2 separate regions of the Mus musculus genome follow, and region 2 is linked to region 1. A link is a loop called in an ENCODE intact Hi-C map of the cell type or tissue named here. Cell type or tissue: gastrocnemius. All regions are shown on one strand.

What was found. A loop is a pair of places that touch in the nucleus more often than their neighbours do. Peaks named below come from ENCODE experiments on the same cell type or tissue, not always from the same donor. Only the 100,000 strongest peaks of a DNase experiment are listed, where the experiment ranks them.
Region 2: a loop joins it to region 1, with 2.1 times the contacts of the local background. A loop is called at or near these places in 4 of 42 quality-filtered maps.

Annotation. Positions count from the first base shown.
Region 1 is chr9:48,960,161-48,968,160 of GRCm38, forward strand. It overlaps Htr3b (5-hydroxytryptamine (serotonin) receptor 3B), which reads right to left and starts at 4,830. Exons shown (of 9, transcript NM_020274.4): 1 at 4,586-4,830. The coding sequence starts at 4,625. In gastrocnemius, a CTCF peak has its summit at 4,589 (motif pointing right); no DNase peak of the experiment used is centred here.
Region 2 is chr9:48,476,359-48,484,358 of GRCm38, forward strand. It overlaps Rexo2 (RNA exonuclease 2), which reads right to left and starts at 4,253. Exons shown (of 7, transcript NM_024233.4): 1 at 4,049-4,253; 2 at 2,952-3,035. The coding sequence starts at 4,195. In gastrocnemius, no CTCF peak of the experiment used is centred here; a DNase peak (open chromatin) is centred at 4,309; H3K4me3 peaks cover 2,406 bases; H3K27ac peaks cover 3,210 bases.

The DNA of each region.
Region 1 (8,000 bases):
ATTGGAATCAGCTCCTTGGTGGTCTTTTGGGGATTCACGAGCACTTCCTGGCACAACAGTATGTTTATCATAGCAACAGGAAAATAGACTCGGGCACGCCCTCAAAAGAGATTGCACTGCAAAAATACATAAATTAAGTTAATCTTCAGCAAAGCAAACTGTCCCTACAGTTCCGTGTCACAGTGACCATTCAGAGACAGAATGCTGTCTCTGCTCTGTTGGCATGATGAAAAAATTCACCCATACCCTTAGCTCAAACTTAACCCTGCGGTTGGTTTGTATGTTTGAGTGGGGGCAGGTGCATATATCCACCTGGAGGACATGGGGTTGTCCGGACCTATCTGTCTTTGACTTGCTCCCTCAAAATAAGATCTCTCACTGAACATGGAGATAGACTAGCAACCAGCAAGCCCATGTGATGCTCATGTCTTTGTCCCCTACGGTGTGGGAGTTATAGGTGCATGCACAGCCATGCATGGCTTTTTTCATGGCTGCTGGGGATTCGAACTCAGATCCCCTTGCTTTTAAAACAGATCACTCTTACCTACTGTTTTGTTTTTGTTTTTGTTTTCTTTTGATTTCCTATGTAATGGACAATCCATTGATCCCAAAGATCTGCATGAATGTCTACATAAAGGAATTAATGAGAGTTCAATTCATGCTTTTTGTTTGTTTGTTTCCATTGAAAAATCTATTTTCTCACACCATCTGTCTTTGAATAAAATGTGCTTGTCAGAAAATGAGATCTTTGCTTTGGGAAAATTCTCCCTGGCTTCAGGAGACAATCATTTCCTCTGGTCCCGGGATCTTGATTTGTTAGAGGAGTCATGATTGGTGTGGAGGCAGGGGAGAGCAAGCAAGAGGAACAAGCAAAGGGAATTGGAAGTGACAGATTTGTGAGGGCTCTCTCTGAATTGCAAAAAGATATTTTGTTCACAGGCTTCGCCTGCCAACCCTTGGGGGATTTGAAGCTTCGATAAGTCATTGGACTGAAGCAAATTGCACACCTCCTGACATGGTGTTGGATGAAAGCTATCTGCTGTGTCCTGCGTGGGGATTGCCCTGTTTTGATGAGCTCCTGACGGTCTGAGGGATCCAGTAGGAAACTGGATGAGATCGCTTCTCCCCATGCAACAATCCCATTTGGAGCCATCTCTTTATGAATGCAGTCATCTGCCACCTAACACCACAAGCAGCAATTTCAATGATTTATCAATGTCTAGGATTGGGGCAAGAGGGGACAACACGAGGAAAAAAAAACCGCTAAAGGCGGCGATGCTGGAGTTGCGGTCAGAGGCTGGAGGCGGGAAGTAGAAGATCTGCTTTCATTACCATCAGAATTGTGAACTTAATGAGCGTTTTAACTCCCTGACTGTTCACCCACGTAGAAGCCTAGGATGGAAGCAGCTATTCAGGCATGCAGGACGAAAGTGGGCGGCTTGTATGGGACATCGGGTTTTTTTTTTTAAGGTTTTTGTGAATTGTTACTGTCAAAACACGCTGTGTGACTCTCTACCTGAGAACATTTCTCACTGTTGTACCCAGGGAGGGGAAGCTGGGAACATCAAACCCAGCCGATCTCCCTACGAAGTTTGCTTTGGGCAGTAGCTTTTTTTAGCCTCTCTTGGGAGCTCCCAATTCAGGTATCAGTTGGAGAAATCCTGAACTGGGCACAATTCAACACAGGAAATGGAGGTGGAATTGAACTCTGATGCTGAAGGATAAAGGTGTGTTCCCTTGTAGCCTCTCCTCATAAGAACCCCAGTCTCTCTCTGCTTTCTTACCTAGGAAATAGTCCATACATCTCCTGAGGATAGAGCCACCATGCTTTCTAGAATGTGTCAAAAGTGTTAGGTAAAAAAGAGAAAGTTCTGGAAGCTAGGACTAGGAACAAAAGAGAAAAACCAAAAGTAAACAGGAGTAAGCTTACATGGCTGTATAGAGGACAGCGTTCTGGCAAATGCTGGCAGGAAATAATAAATCGCACTTCTACTATGAATGCAAATTTGTGTGAGGAGAAAGATCAATTACAGGAGAGAGATTAAGGATTTAAGTGACCATTAATTAGCAGCAAATGATGCCCCCTTTGAAAGCTAATGTGACATTCACACAAGCGCTAAATGACTCAAAGTTCAGGGCCGTTTCCACAGACACTGATGGAAGCTATTGTCGGGCTCGGGAGAGACTCCCAGTCAACCCTGCCTCCTCAGATGTGATAAGCGGCTCCCATTAGTCACGTGGATTGTTTCTGTAGAGTAGAATGTGTTAGGGACTAAGTGACAAAGTATTTGGAGAGGAAGAGATTTGAAAGGACAATAGAATACAAAGGCAGGCATGGTGGCACATGCCTGAAATCTCAGCCCTCCAGAGATTGAGGCAAGGAATCACACATCCAAGGCTAGCCTGGGCTACATACTTAGTTATGGGCCAGCCCAGACTAAACACTGAGTCCCTATTAACAACAACAAAATTCTTACTTTTTCACTAGTTTTTTTTATTTGTTTGTATTGGTTTGTGTGTGTGTGTGTGTGTGTGTGTGTGTGAGAGAGAGAGAGAGAGAGAGAGAGAGAGAGAGAGAGAGAGAGAGAGAGAGAGAGAGAAAAGATGGCATAATTACTACAGATTCAGTGACAGTACAGCTGCCCAGGGCCGGCCGTAGCTTACAAATGAAGAGGCTGGGGCCAAAGCACAGCTGGTCTGCATTCAGAGAACATCCTCCTAGGCATGACACTATGGTGACCTGGCTGTCTACAAATATTAGGACCAGCACTGAGTCAGCCATTGGAAAGAAAACCTATACGCTGTGCACAGCCTGTTACTGAGCAGAAACAAAGAGTGGTCTTTTTGGAGTCTGTGCTTCTGGTTGATAATGCCTTACATTTGTGTTGCATGTTACACTTCTATTATCTGATCTTCGTGAATACTCTGAATGGAGTCAAAGATCTGGGGATGAGGATCGTGGGGTGGAGTAAGTGCCTAACATGCCTGAAGGCCTGAGTTCCACCTTTAGAACCACACAAACAGGGCGAGGTGGTATATACCTATAATCTAGAATCTGAGAGGTGAAAGCAGGAAGATCGGATTTCAACATTCAGCTACCCAGTAAGTTTGAGGCTAGCCTGGACTACATAAGGCCCTGAAAACCTGCCTAAAGAATGAATTGACTTGTGTGGGTCTTGTGGCTAGTGAGCAGTGCAGCTGGAGGTGGACTAGCCTCATCCCTAGCGTACTCTCAGCACAGAGGAACACTTTGTTCTCACAGTTACAGGTCAACTCTACAGTGCTCAGTAAAGTGCCAGATTCTTGGTCACAAATGTCCTCCGTGTCATTCCTGAGGAGGCCCCTGCCATTAGACCCCGTTAAAACATTGTTCTTGCCCCAGTGAGAACCAAAATCCAACCAGAGTACAAAACATCAGAGGGAAAAGCTGGTAAGAAGAATTTCCCCGGTCTTCTTGACTTCATTTTTCTATTTTATCTTAGCTTCATGTTGATGGTTATTTTCTGCAAAGGAATCCATTTGGCATTAATGAAACTTCCTCTCTTTTACTCTTATAATTAAGACAAGCTTTTATCCTTGAAGTTAAATGTCCAGGAATTTTGTGGCTATTTTTCTTCTCTACCAAATGGGGGTGGGGGGAGGGATCATCTCCAGTGTTTTCTTTCTTTGTTTGTAAATGTCCAGCTTTCTAGCTAACAAATTCCTTTGTCTTTTTAACTGATTCATCTTACTTTTGGGTTCATTTTAAACTTTGAGAATTCAGACCCAAGCTCTAGGAGAGCCCTCAAAGAGGTAGGGTATAAGGGTAAGATACACAAAACTAGCGTGCTAGGAACCACCAACAGAAACCGTTTTCTCTGTCTCTTTAAGTACAGTTGGGATGAATGAAAGGATACATTACCAGATTAGAGAATGGGTTTTAAGACAAAGAGTGACACATACCCAGGTGTGGGTATGGACAACCCATAGATCCTTGATTTATCCACATTTAAAAAAAAAATCAACTGCATCCTAACTAAAACAGTCCAAGTCAGTAGAGTTAATACCACCATGGATGTATCGTTCCATACATTAAAACACACATAATATCTAAAGTATTTTAATAGAAATCACGTACTTAAAACTTACAAGCTTTAGCAATATACTGGCCACTTCTGCAGTTTCTGCAAAGCTGGAGTCAAACACTGTGATATCAAAATGATACCCAGCTGAGACAAATCCATGGGACTCTTTCTCTGCTCTGCTAAAGTTTTATAAAGAAGCCAAAGCTATCTGGGATCCTAAGAACACATTATCTATACATATCTGAAAGAGATTGCCCCGAGTTTAATGTAAATCACTGGAGTGAGCTGGATTTCTTCAGAAGAGAAAAATTTCCCGTCAAAGGTAAGTTTTGGAGTGACTTTTCATCTGTGTAAACGGAGGTGGCAATGGGAGTGTCAGAGACACATCGCTGGTCTCTGCAAAGCTCCATAGGACTAGCATTTAACAGATCATGAACCCAAAGGAAGAGATCTGAGGTGTTCCCAGCACAGTGTGGACACCACACTCTGAGAGTCAAGACAGAATCAGTCACAGGACTTACCTACTACAGCCACCAGGAGGCAGGACCACAGAAGAATCATCGCACTTGCCTATTCTGGGGCAGGTACCAGAGAAGAGCGATGGCTGCCGGCTGGTGGGCAGGCAGGCTGGTGGGCAGGCAGGCTGGCGAGCCGGGGGACACTGCTTGACCTTGCACCTCTCAGCACCCCTCCACCCTCTTCTCCTGTTTGCTCATGTGTGGTAACCTTGGTGCTGCTATTTTGTAAACATCCGACTGGACAAGACACATGAACACCACATACAGGTTTGGAAATTAATGCCTTCATGAACCCCACAAGCTTCTCCACTTGGATCTGCCCTAGGATGATGGCCAAGACTCCATCTCCCTTACAGGAGCCAGCTAAGTGAATAATGCAATTTAAGAGGGGGCCCCCGAGGAGAGGAAATTCCAAGCTAATATGATTTCCTTTACAGCCTTTACCTAAGGCAATGTTCTTGCTGGCATTCAGGACCCTAATTTCATTAATAATTGAGATCCAGATAGCTGCCTTAAATCAGATGTAGGGAGGAACATCTTCAGTCTCTGGGAACAGTCACTGGGCTCTTGAGTTAATGGGAGCCTGGTATTGTCTAATGAACATCAACTACAAACAATACAGCAGAAAGAGTGCTTTTGTTTCTGCTAGGCCCCTTTAATGAAGAGAAACATTGATTTTTGATAAATAGGAATGCTTTTTAAATTTTCACTGAGCACAGTACACAAAGTAGCCCAGACAAGATGCTTTTAGGCTTCTTGAAGACAAGAACTATTAATGTTTAACATCATTCGATGAAAGATTTTTTTTAAATGTCCCCTTAAAGATATTTTTATGTCTTGACTTTGTATGTGGGGGTAGACAAATGCTGTGGGGTACATGGAGAGCTCAGAGGACAACTTTTGGGAACTGGTTCTCTCCTTCTACCATGTGGGTCCTGGGGATTCAAATGGTGTCCCAATTTGTGGGAACCAAATCAAACTTGGATTGTCAGGCTTGGTTGAAGCACCCCTTCCCAGTGAGCCATCTTGTTGGCTCCCTGACAAAGGATTCGTTGCTGTTTGATGAATTGAATAATGTTCACTTTTTGTTACGTCACCTCCTCCTCTCTGGCTGTACAGCAGGAGTCCCTCTGCTGTCTGTGTACCTGTGCAGACACCACTTCAACATGCTCAAATAAATTAATTAATTAATTAATTAATTAATTAATGTCCTTCTCAGGCCCAGCATAACTGCTCACAATTATAACCCCAGCACTTGGAAGGAGGAGACGGGACCAGGCGTTCAAGTCCAGCCTTGGTTATCTACCAAGTTCCTGGCCAGACTGAACTACAGGAGATCATGTCTCACTCAACAAAGAAGAAATGAAATAAAGCAAACTAACACCCCTACCCCATTAACAAACAGACAATAGTCTTCGATGTAGTAACTCCACACTAGCTAGTCAAGCTAATTGTCTGTGAAAGAGTTGTGTGGGTAGAGGTAGGAGAGGAGAGCTAGCCTTCTGACTTTGTTGGATTGTGCAGAAAACATTTCAGAAGAAAACGAAGTTACAATTTAATCTGCTGGAGGTCAAATCTATGGGGAGTGTTTCTGTTGGTTTTGATTTTGAGGAACGCCCATAGACAGTGGTACCCTGGGCTTCGAGAGCCTTGCTCACTGAGAATTAATCTGGCCCCTTGCTGTCTGCTCCTGACAGTTCTAAGCGTCTGTTTTGGCTCGTGGAAGAATCTGAACAAGAGGTAGCACAGCTGGGTTGGTAGGGGAGGGATTCAGAAGCCTCCGTTCTTGCAGAAGTTTGAATTGAGTTGGTGATCCACGTGGTATCTTGCCACTCATTCTAGGGCACCATGACTCTAAGGCAGACCCTTCTGGGACATCCCCTCCCTCCTTTTCCTTTGCACTTTCTCGTGTGCCCGTCTGTAACTGCAAGGCTATTGCTAATGATGTGTGGTGCCAATCCATTATGACCTTCATTGGCTGATTTAACAGCAGTCTGGTGCTGCTACCTGCTACAGCTCTTGGCTGCTGCATGCTGCCATGAGTTTGCATGAATATGGTGTCTTCGGGAGAGTTTTCAGTCATATACCGACTCAGCTCTCTTCTTGGTGTAACTCTCTCATATTTACCCAATGGTTTTAGATTCTCATCTCAACCTTTCACTCCCCCTAACTCCCACCCCCAAACCAGTTCTTACTACATAGTTCTGGCTGGCTTGGAACTCACTATGTAGACCAAGCTGGCCTCCAGCTTACAGAGATCTGTTTGCCTCTGCCTCTGCCTTCTGCGTGCTGAGATAAAAGGTGTGCACAACTACACCCAGCTCAATCTTTAAATTTTTTTAAAACGCAGATTGTCTCCTCTCACTCTCCTTAAACCCATCCCTTCCCAGCCAGATAGCTTTTTACTACCAAGAGCTTCCATGGGACATCTTAGAACGTGTCATAGAAATGTAAGTATGGGCTTGAATTGTATTGGAGCCTCTCAAGCAGACCTGTATATTTAAATATTTTCAATTATTTTATTTTCTCTGTATGAGTGTTTTGCCTGTATGTATGTATGTATGTATGTATGTATGTATGTATGTATGTGCACTACAGGCCTGCCTAGTGCCCACTGAGGCCAGAAGGGTGCTGTGTTCCTTGGAACTGAATGGTGATAAACCACCTTGTGGGAACTGGGAACTGAACCTGGTTCCTCAGCAAGAGCAACAAGTGCTCTTGACCACTGAGCCAACTCTCTGTGCTTCCCAAATCAGTATATTTAAGACGCAAAGCTGGAGTCAAGAGGGGCTAAACATTCATGGTGGGTGTGTGTGTACGAGAGAGAGAGAGAGAGAGAGAGAGAGTGTGTGTGTGTCAGAGAGAGAGAGAGAGAGGGAGAGAGAGAGAAAGAGAAAGAGAAAGAGAAAGAGAAAGAGAAAGAGAAAGAGAAAGAGAAAGAGAAAGAGAAAGAGAGAGAGAGAGCCTCCTACTTCAGCCTCTGCTGAGGCTCTAGGCCTGTACTACTGTATTCTTCTCGGGATCCTCAAGAAATAACACTGGGGCAAAGTAAACCAAAATGTCAAGTGAGGTTGAGTCTGCCATTCTCTAACAGCAACTCAGGCCTGGCTCACCACCATTAAGAGAGTCTAGAAGAATATCCGTTCAGAAGGCCCTCTCCACAGCCGCCAAACCCCTGTACCATGCTTCTCCACTTCCAAGCAGTATGTGGCACCTTTTAGATGGACCAACATCTTCTGGAAGAAGCAGGGGGAGAGGGCTTATTATGCAAACATAATAAGGAAGTGTTTATTATGCAAACGGCGACTGAGTTATGTGTCCTTTAAGACTACTAAATAGTTTTTAATTACTGCTATATCAGTAAATCCCATAAATATGCAAATGCAATTAGTTCACAAAATAGGCCTTAAATATCTTT
Region 2 (8,000 bases), 480 kb before region 1:
CTACCGAGCCTGCTGGCCAGCCCTCTGGCCCGGGTGATGAAATTGTGAGTCTGTTACAGAGCCTAACACGTGGAATTTAGCAAATGATTTTTGTTTCACTTTAAAAAGCAAGGGTCACAAGAAAGTCTAACTTTCTTTATCATGCCCTAACAGAATGCAAGGAGTAAGGTGATAAACACACTGGTAAGGTGGTAAACTCACAGTCCAATCACTGAAATGAATGCAAGTTTATATAACCAACACATTTTATATTCTTTTTCTAAAATGTATTGATCTTACTTACTTATATGCAAGAATGTAAGTGTAACATATTCCTCTGTGCATGTGTGTGTGTGTGTGTGTGTGTGTGTGTGTGTGTGTGTGTGTGTTTGTGCGCGCGCAGGCCAGAAAACAACTTTTGAGAGCTGGTCCTCTCCTTCCACCACGTGGTTCCTAAGGATCAAATTCAAGTTGTCAGGCTTGGCAGCAAGAGCCTTTGCCTTTCCTGCTGAGCCACTATAGAGTAAACTCTACAGCTAGTCTAGAACTGTACTAAAATAGGCCACTTGTCTAAAACTGAATTGTAGCCAAATACAAAAACAGATGTCAACAATCTTGGTGGAGAAATAAAAGCTATGTCAAAAAAAAAAATTGAAGAACAGAAATCCATACTATAAATCACCTGACCTTTTCTAAACTGCCCTTTGGCAAACTAAGACTCCAAATGAAGTTTGCAAAACAGGATGCTTCTATCAGCAAACAACACTTTCCTCAGACTCTTCCATGAAAATAAAACATACTCCCCATGCAACTGACATCCCTTAAGTATTTTTCTTAATACCCTTATCCTCATCTGACTTAAGCCTTTGAACAAACACCCTATTCATGAGCAACTGTACGGACACACACCAAAGTTCCCCGAGTACATATCAACCAACTGATCCATTAGACCACATTTCAGGTCATCCACAGTCTAAAAGAAAAACACTTCTTTAGCCAAGAGTGAGCAGGGATGACAAAATAAAGACACTTGACCATTCATCACCAAAAATATCCCAAGTCAGAAAAACAAGTGTCCAAAGCGAAAGAAAGCTCGGGACTTGATTTATACAGGAAACTGTTGTAAGAAATATAATAGTCTCATGGTTCTCAACGAGATGATAAGCCTTGTTGCCACTACAAGACAGGAATTCACCTCTAAATGCTTGTTTGTTTTTTTGTTTAGGTTTTGCTGTTGTTGTTTTGAGACAGAGTCTCACTGTATAGCCCAAGATGACCTGGAACTTACTCTGTCAACCAGCCTAGACTCAAACTCACATTGACCACCCTGCTTCTGCCTTCTGAACTGCTGAGATGAAAAGTGTGTGACATCGTGCCCAGCTAAAAAATGCTTTCTCCAGGGAATGAAAAGTCCTTTTGCTTACCCAGGGAATAAAAAGACGTCCTAACTGTAAACGGGAAATGGCTGTGGCTCCAGTGTCCACTGAGCCTGCGCTCTGAAAACCTAATTTATTAACTAGACTCTTCTTTCCGCGGGCATACGTGCTCCATGTCTACAGGTTTTGTTGTTTCATTTGATTTCTATGCGTATGCATGTGTCTGGTCCGGTCAGGTCCTTTAGAGGTGGAGATTCAGGGGCTCGTGAGACCTGGGTATTAGGACACAGACTCTTGTCTTCATGAATGAGTAGTACATGCTTGAACTGCTGAGCCATCTCTCCACCCCCACTAGGTAGCCCTGAGTGCCCAGGAACTAGTCATATAGACCTCGCTGGTCTCAGACTCACAGAGATCCACCTGCCACTGCCTCCCAAGTGCTGGGATTAAAGACTCCTGCCACTAAGCCTGGCCTATTTTGTTCTTTAATGACTTCGAATATTGAGGATGGTATCAAGGTCAGGGATTTCATCTTTTAAAACGCTTCACGGGTGCTTAAACGCAAGTGCCAACAGGTCTATTCTATTTGTTCTGCTAAAGGTTTCAGTTAAAGGCAGCATTTAACAGAGTGATAAAAATCACCGTGAGCACACATTCTAAAAGTGTGTCTATAGATGTTCTAAAACCCTAACACAGAGGTGCAAGAACCACACAGTCTAGCTGAGAAGGCAACGGCCACCTGGGACAATGGGTGTCATCTGGGAGGAGTCACCCAGTTCAGACGGAAACGTCATTGGTCTGTAAGGAACGCATACGGATACTTTTTTTTTCCTTAACATTCCCTAACCAACATGGTGTAAACACTACTTTAAACACTACTTACACGCACCAACGTCGTATCAGGTATTCTATTGGGAGCACAAGAATGACACCAGGCAATCTAGAGGTGATTCAAAGTACATGAGAAATACTGCATCTCCTTCCAGGATACAGGGGAATGAGATTTAGGTATCTACAGAGGAATCCTGGAACCAACCCCTGATGGAGTGGTATAAGGGGGACTATATATGGAATTAAAGCCGAAGGTAGGACATAGAGATGGGAAACTCTGTCGGGGGACACCAAGCTTGATGAGGACCCAGCTGGCTGGATACTGGTGGGAACACTTGAGACTGCCTGTGTTTAGAGAGTAGTTTAACCAGCTTCCCCAATACCTAGCCAAATGCTCTTGAGCAAGTCCCCCAAATCTCTTGTAACCCAATATCTTCCGGTGGACAATGAACATCATTAACAGAGCCTATCTTATCATCATGAGGACTAAGAATACACGTGTAAACCCTGCAGAACTGTTGTAGCCTTGGGGGAGGGGGAGTTCTGTCAATTTCAACTGAAAACTTAATCCGGTTATGAAGTGGATTATGTTGGTTCCAATACCAACTCTAACATATTATATTACATTGTCCTAGTAATATAGCACTGGGCCTTAATCTACACAGACCTCAATCTGCTACGTTTTTCAGTGAGATCAGATGAAGGCACCTTTAGATCCCCAATGCCCTTTAAGTGGTATGAATGTATTTACACGGCATCACCTACTTCAGCCAAAATGTTAAGATCAGAGTCAGTTATCAGGCAGGCCATCTCAATAATCTGATCCTTCTCAATATCCAATCCTGTCATCTGTAAAACATAAATAAACAAGCATATAACAAACACATGAAACCACCTTTTGTTTTGTTTTGTTTTTGTTTTATTTTTTTGAGACAGGGTTTCTCTGTGTAGCCCTGGCTGTCCTGGAACTCACTCTGTAGACCAGGCTGGCCTCGAACTCAGAAATCCACCTGCCTCTGCCTCCCAAGTGCTAGGATTAAAGGCGTGCTGCCCAAGTTTACTTGACAGAGATTCCTTTGTGTGGACCCAGCTCACATTCTATGACCAGTAATGGTCTGGGCAGTACTCAGGGTATTAAGTTCTGAGTGCTCAGAGACTGCTAAAGGCACTTCCTGCGGGCGGGCCAGCTACTGTCAAACACATTTGTCCTGGGAACAGACTCAAAATAAGCAGGATGAAAACTTGACTACAGAAAAGTGAGCTCACGAACGTTACCTCTCGGAGGTTTACAATGGTTTCCGAAGTTTTCCCAACAACAACAACAACAAAAAAAGTTAACAAATGAACTCAGTTCGTAAGCAGAAAACTGGAGTTCAAGAGAGGCCTAGGTATGAATGCGTTAAAACTAAAATGGGTAACCTGAATCTTCCAATGGGGCCTCAATTTTCTCTTTTATGGAATGAGGGGTAAGGCTGAGTCATCTCCTGAGTCCTAGCTTAAGCAACCTAGTCTTTTAAGGCTAGGAGGTGGGGACGGAGCAGGGCTCAGAGTCGCTGCCCCAACTCTCACCCACGATCCTCAGAGTCACTAACGCGTAACACAAATTCACTTCTGGGTGGAGGTCGAGGCTAGGGAGAGGGGAGACACATGGACGGCTCCACCCAGATGGAAAGAAACCCCACAGTCCAGGGACAGTCCCAGACCCCGCAAAAACTCTTGACTCGGGGCTCCTGGGGCCGTGCTCACCTGTCGCACCTGACACCCAGATCCCTGCTGCTTCCCGGGACAGGGGAGTCCCTCGGTCCCACGCGCGAATCTGCGCTCGCCTCCCCGCACCCTCCTCGCCCCGGCCGCACTCTCACCTCCAGGTCCACCCAGACCATTCGCTGAGCCATGCTCTCCCCTGCCGCCATGGCTGCGCTACCTTCGCTGACACCTCGCGCCCCGAACTGCCCGCGCCTGCCACCCACGCCCCGCAACAGCCTGGCGCCCAGGGATACGCCTAGCATCACCCGGCACGAGCCGCCACGGCCCCAGCCCCGCCGGCCCAGCGCGCGCAGGCGCCACAGTCGCTAAACGTCGCAAACCCACGGGGAGGTGCCGGGAGAAGACTACAAGCCCCGGCATGCGAGGCGTCGGCTCGCCCTCCACAGCTACTCTCGGCTGCCGAAAGGGCTGATGGGAGTAGGAGTCCTTGGTCCAGCCTCCTGCTCCCCTCCCCCGCCACGTGTTTTCGGATGTTAAGGGACTTGCTAGTATTTCACCGCTAAAGTTTGTCTGTTTCCAGGAGATATCATTCCTGAGTTTTTATTAGTTCTAAGCTGCGAAGTTGAAGAGGCTTTACTTTGAAAAATATGGTTATATGTTTAAGAATTGTTTTAAATCTACCTTTTCCTTACTGCTACCTCCCTCAGTTTTTCTTTTTTTTTTTTTTTTTACCTGCCCCTCCCTTCCGCGTATTGAGTATATTTCTTATTTACTTGGAATCCGAGTGACGTGCTCTTTTGAGCTACAAGGCCAATTCCGCCATCACCGTTTAGGAGTCCTTAAATGGTCTCTTTTCTGAAAGATGACTTCGCACATATCAGGTGTTCCATAAATGTTCCTTTCCCATTATTGGCAGAAGCCTTGTCTCGTTTTCTAGGATGCCAGGACGTGTAGGCTGTGTTTCGGTTGTTAGATCGTATACTATTCTACCTTTTGCAGCCCACTAAAGAGAGTTGGAATAGCTCTGCCTGCTCTGTCCTGCGCTCTGCCTTTGCCGATCGCTCTGGTTTTAATAGACGGGTCCTTAATCTCCCACAATAGATACGGTTTTCATCACCTACGCTCGAAGGGGCCTCTGCGGAGATCTTATATTTTAGCTCAGTAGCAAACGCCTCTGCAAAGGGCAATTTTGTCACAAACGTGCTCAGTCTTGAATCACATACTCTGTGTCTTTTTCTGAAAGCTGTGTTGCCAGTAATTACAGAGCTTGTGGTTGGTGGCATAGTTATTCCTACCCGGTGAGCTGGTTTTGTGAGACAAACATTGTTGCCTAATCAAAGCTTTAAGGATGCTGCAACCTACAAGTGGATTTCAGCTACTCCACCGGTGACCTGCCAAGCTTGGCCAGAGAAACGGAAAAAATCATGGAAACGGGTGTCAAATTACATGTTCAATTTTACTGCAGAATGGGTATGTATATTATAACGGCATTACCTAGTAGAACATACTGTTAAGTTTGTAATCATTTGTGGCCCTACTCATAGGAAGGAGAACTCTATTGTAGCATTGAAACTTTTTTTTTAAGACAAAGAGACACACTACAGAACCCAAGCTGGCCTGGAATTCTGCCTCCCAAGTACTAGGATTAAAAGTGTGCAACACCACACCTGGCTATATAGGAATTTGAATCCGCTGGGCTTATTCTCAGTATTACTTCTTTACATTTTGAAAGGATAACATCCTTAGGCTGGAGAGATGGCTCAAAGGTTAAGTAAGAGTACTTGCTGCTCTTGCAGGGGATTGAACTTCAGCTCCGAGGGATTGTGTTGCCCTCTTCAAACCTTAGTGGGCACCAGTAAACACACATACACACACGTACACACACATACACACTGCACAAATAGAGATCTTTTTTTTATTACACCTTTGGTGGTGGTATTTAACAATTTATATCCTGAAAAACCACACCCATGATTTTTTTTTAACAATGAATGGTTACATTTAACAATGAAAAATTATAGCTATGTAAATAGCCACAGGGAACCCTATCTCAAAAATAAACAGAAACTATGTGTGGGAGTTTTAGAACCTTTCACGTTTATTCAGCTAAGGTAATGTGTTCTGTTACAATGATAAGTACAGATTTAGTGTTCTTACCATAAATAAAACAGTTATTTTCCCTAAATTCTAAAGAAATTGCAAAACAGAAAATGGTAAAAGAAACTAGATATAGATTTATGCACAGTTTTGCCAAAACAAAGAGTGTGAGTAAGTGTGCTAATGTCTTCCCACCATATCTATGACCATTTTAGACTTGCAGAAAGCAGCTGTGTGACAAAGGCTAGAATATTGTGACTTTAGCTGAGACACGTCCTTTCCTGGGGAGGAGGAGTCATGACCTATAAGTTGTACCCACTGTCTCTGTTTTCTGCTACAGAAACAGTTTTGGTTTCCGTCTGGTTTATATTTGGTTGTTTGAAACAGGGTCTCACTCATGCAGTGCAGGCTGACCTCAAACCCGTGACAGTCTTCCTACCTTCCAAGTTTAGGGATTAGTTATGATATAACATGTTTGGCTCTAGAATTTTTTTAAATTAATATTTCCCCCACATCCATTATTAAATAAAATAAGCCTTTAAAAAAAAAAGAAAGTATCCTCAGAGCACATCTGTATATGTGGCCACTGAGGTTTTTATGAAATCTGAACTGCATTTATGTCAACTCAGTTTACAAACACATACCAAGTACTTAGCTTGTACAGAGCACTCTACCATGAAGCTTTGGGATTTGGATCTGGAAGTCCGTCAAAGGCCAGAGTGTTGTAAGGATTGGCCCCATCATCGTGTTGACAGCTTGTGAAAACTTTGAAAGGTAGGGCCTCGTGACAGGTCTTCCAGTCATTAGATGCATGCTCTTGAAGGGGGACTGTGATCCTCCACTCCTCCCTCCCTCCTGCCCTGTTTCGTCGCAGCCATCGAGTCTGTAGAGCTTGGCTCCATTGCATACTCCCTGCCAATATGCACCACCCTACCACAGGCCCAACAGCAGTGACTCCGCCTGACCATAGACTTAAACCTCTAAAACCCAAGTGCCTAAAAGAAGTCGTTCTTCACCACTGGTTGATTGTCTTTGGTGATTTGTTACTCTAATGGGAAACCAACACAAATGCTAAAGATCCTACCAACTTACCAAGTGTGATGGTTTGTATATTCTTGGACCAGGGAGTGGCACCATTTGGAGGTGTGACCTGGTTGGAATAGGTGTGTCACTGTGGGTGTGGGCTTAAGATCCTCACCCTAGTTGCCTGGAAGTCAGTCTTCCACTAGCAGCTTTTGGATGAAGATGTAGAACTCTCAGCTCTGCCTGCGCCATGCCTGTTCCCATCTTGATGATAATGGACTGAACCTCTGAACCAGTAAACCAGCCCCAATTAAATGTTGACCTTAATAAGAGTAGTTTTGGCAAAGTTAGTTAATGCTCATTATACAGGACACAGGAAATACTCAACATATTAAAGTAGGGGTTCATGTGTTTGTTTGCTTTTAAGGGTTTTGGAGAGGTTGTTGGAGAGCCAGGTTATGTCAGCCCACAGTTCAGTAAATAATACAGCCCTTCCTGGCAGGGAGGTCCTGGTGTCAGGAGCTTGAGGCAGCTGCTCAAGTTGTATGCAAACTCAGAAAGCAGAGACTGGTGAATCTAATGTGGTTTGAAGTTCTAAAATTTGGGCACATTATTTTGTATTTGGAACTTTTTCTTTGATAGGGAAGGAAGTGACTACTTTCCCATCTGTGAAACATGTTAGTAAGGAGATAATGGAACAAATGGGGGGAAAAAAGCCTGTCTTCGCCACCGAGTTATCACACCCCCATCCCCATTTCTGAGGCAAAGAACATTATGCTTGTTTGTTTTTCTAAAGGACAGTGTAATGTACACTGATGTCAAGATAAAGCAAGATAATAAGGCATGTAAAGATTTTTTTTAATTATACAAATTTGCTGAAGGCATTTTTTGCCAGATACACAAAAATTGCATTCAAAGAATCACAACTCTGGGCTGGAGAAATGGCTCAGCGGTTAAGTGCACTGACTGCTCTTCTGAAGTTCCTGA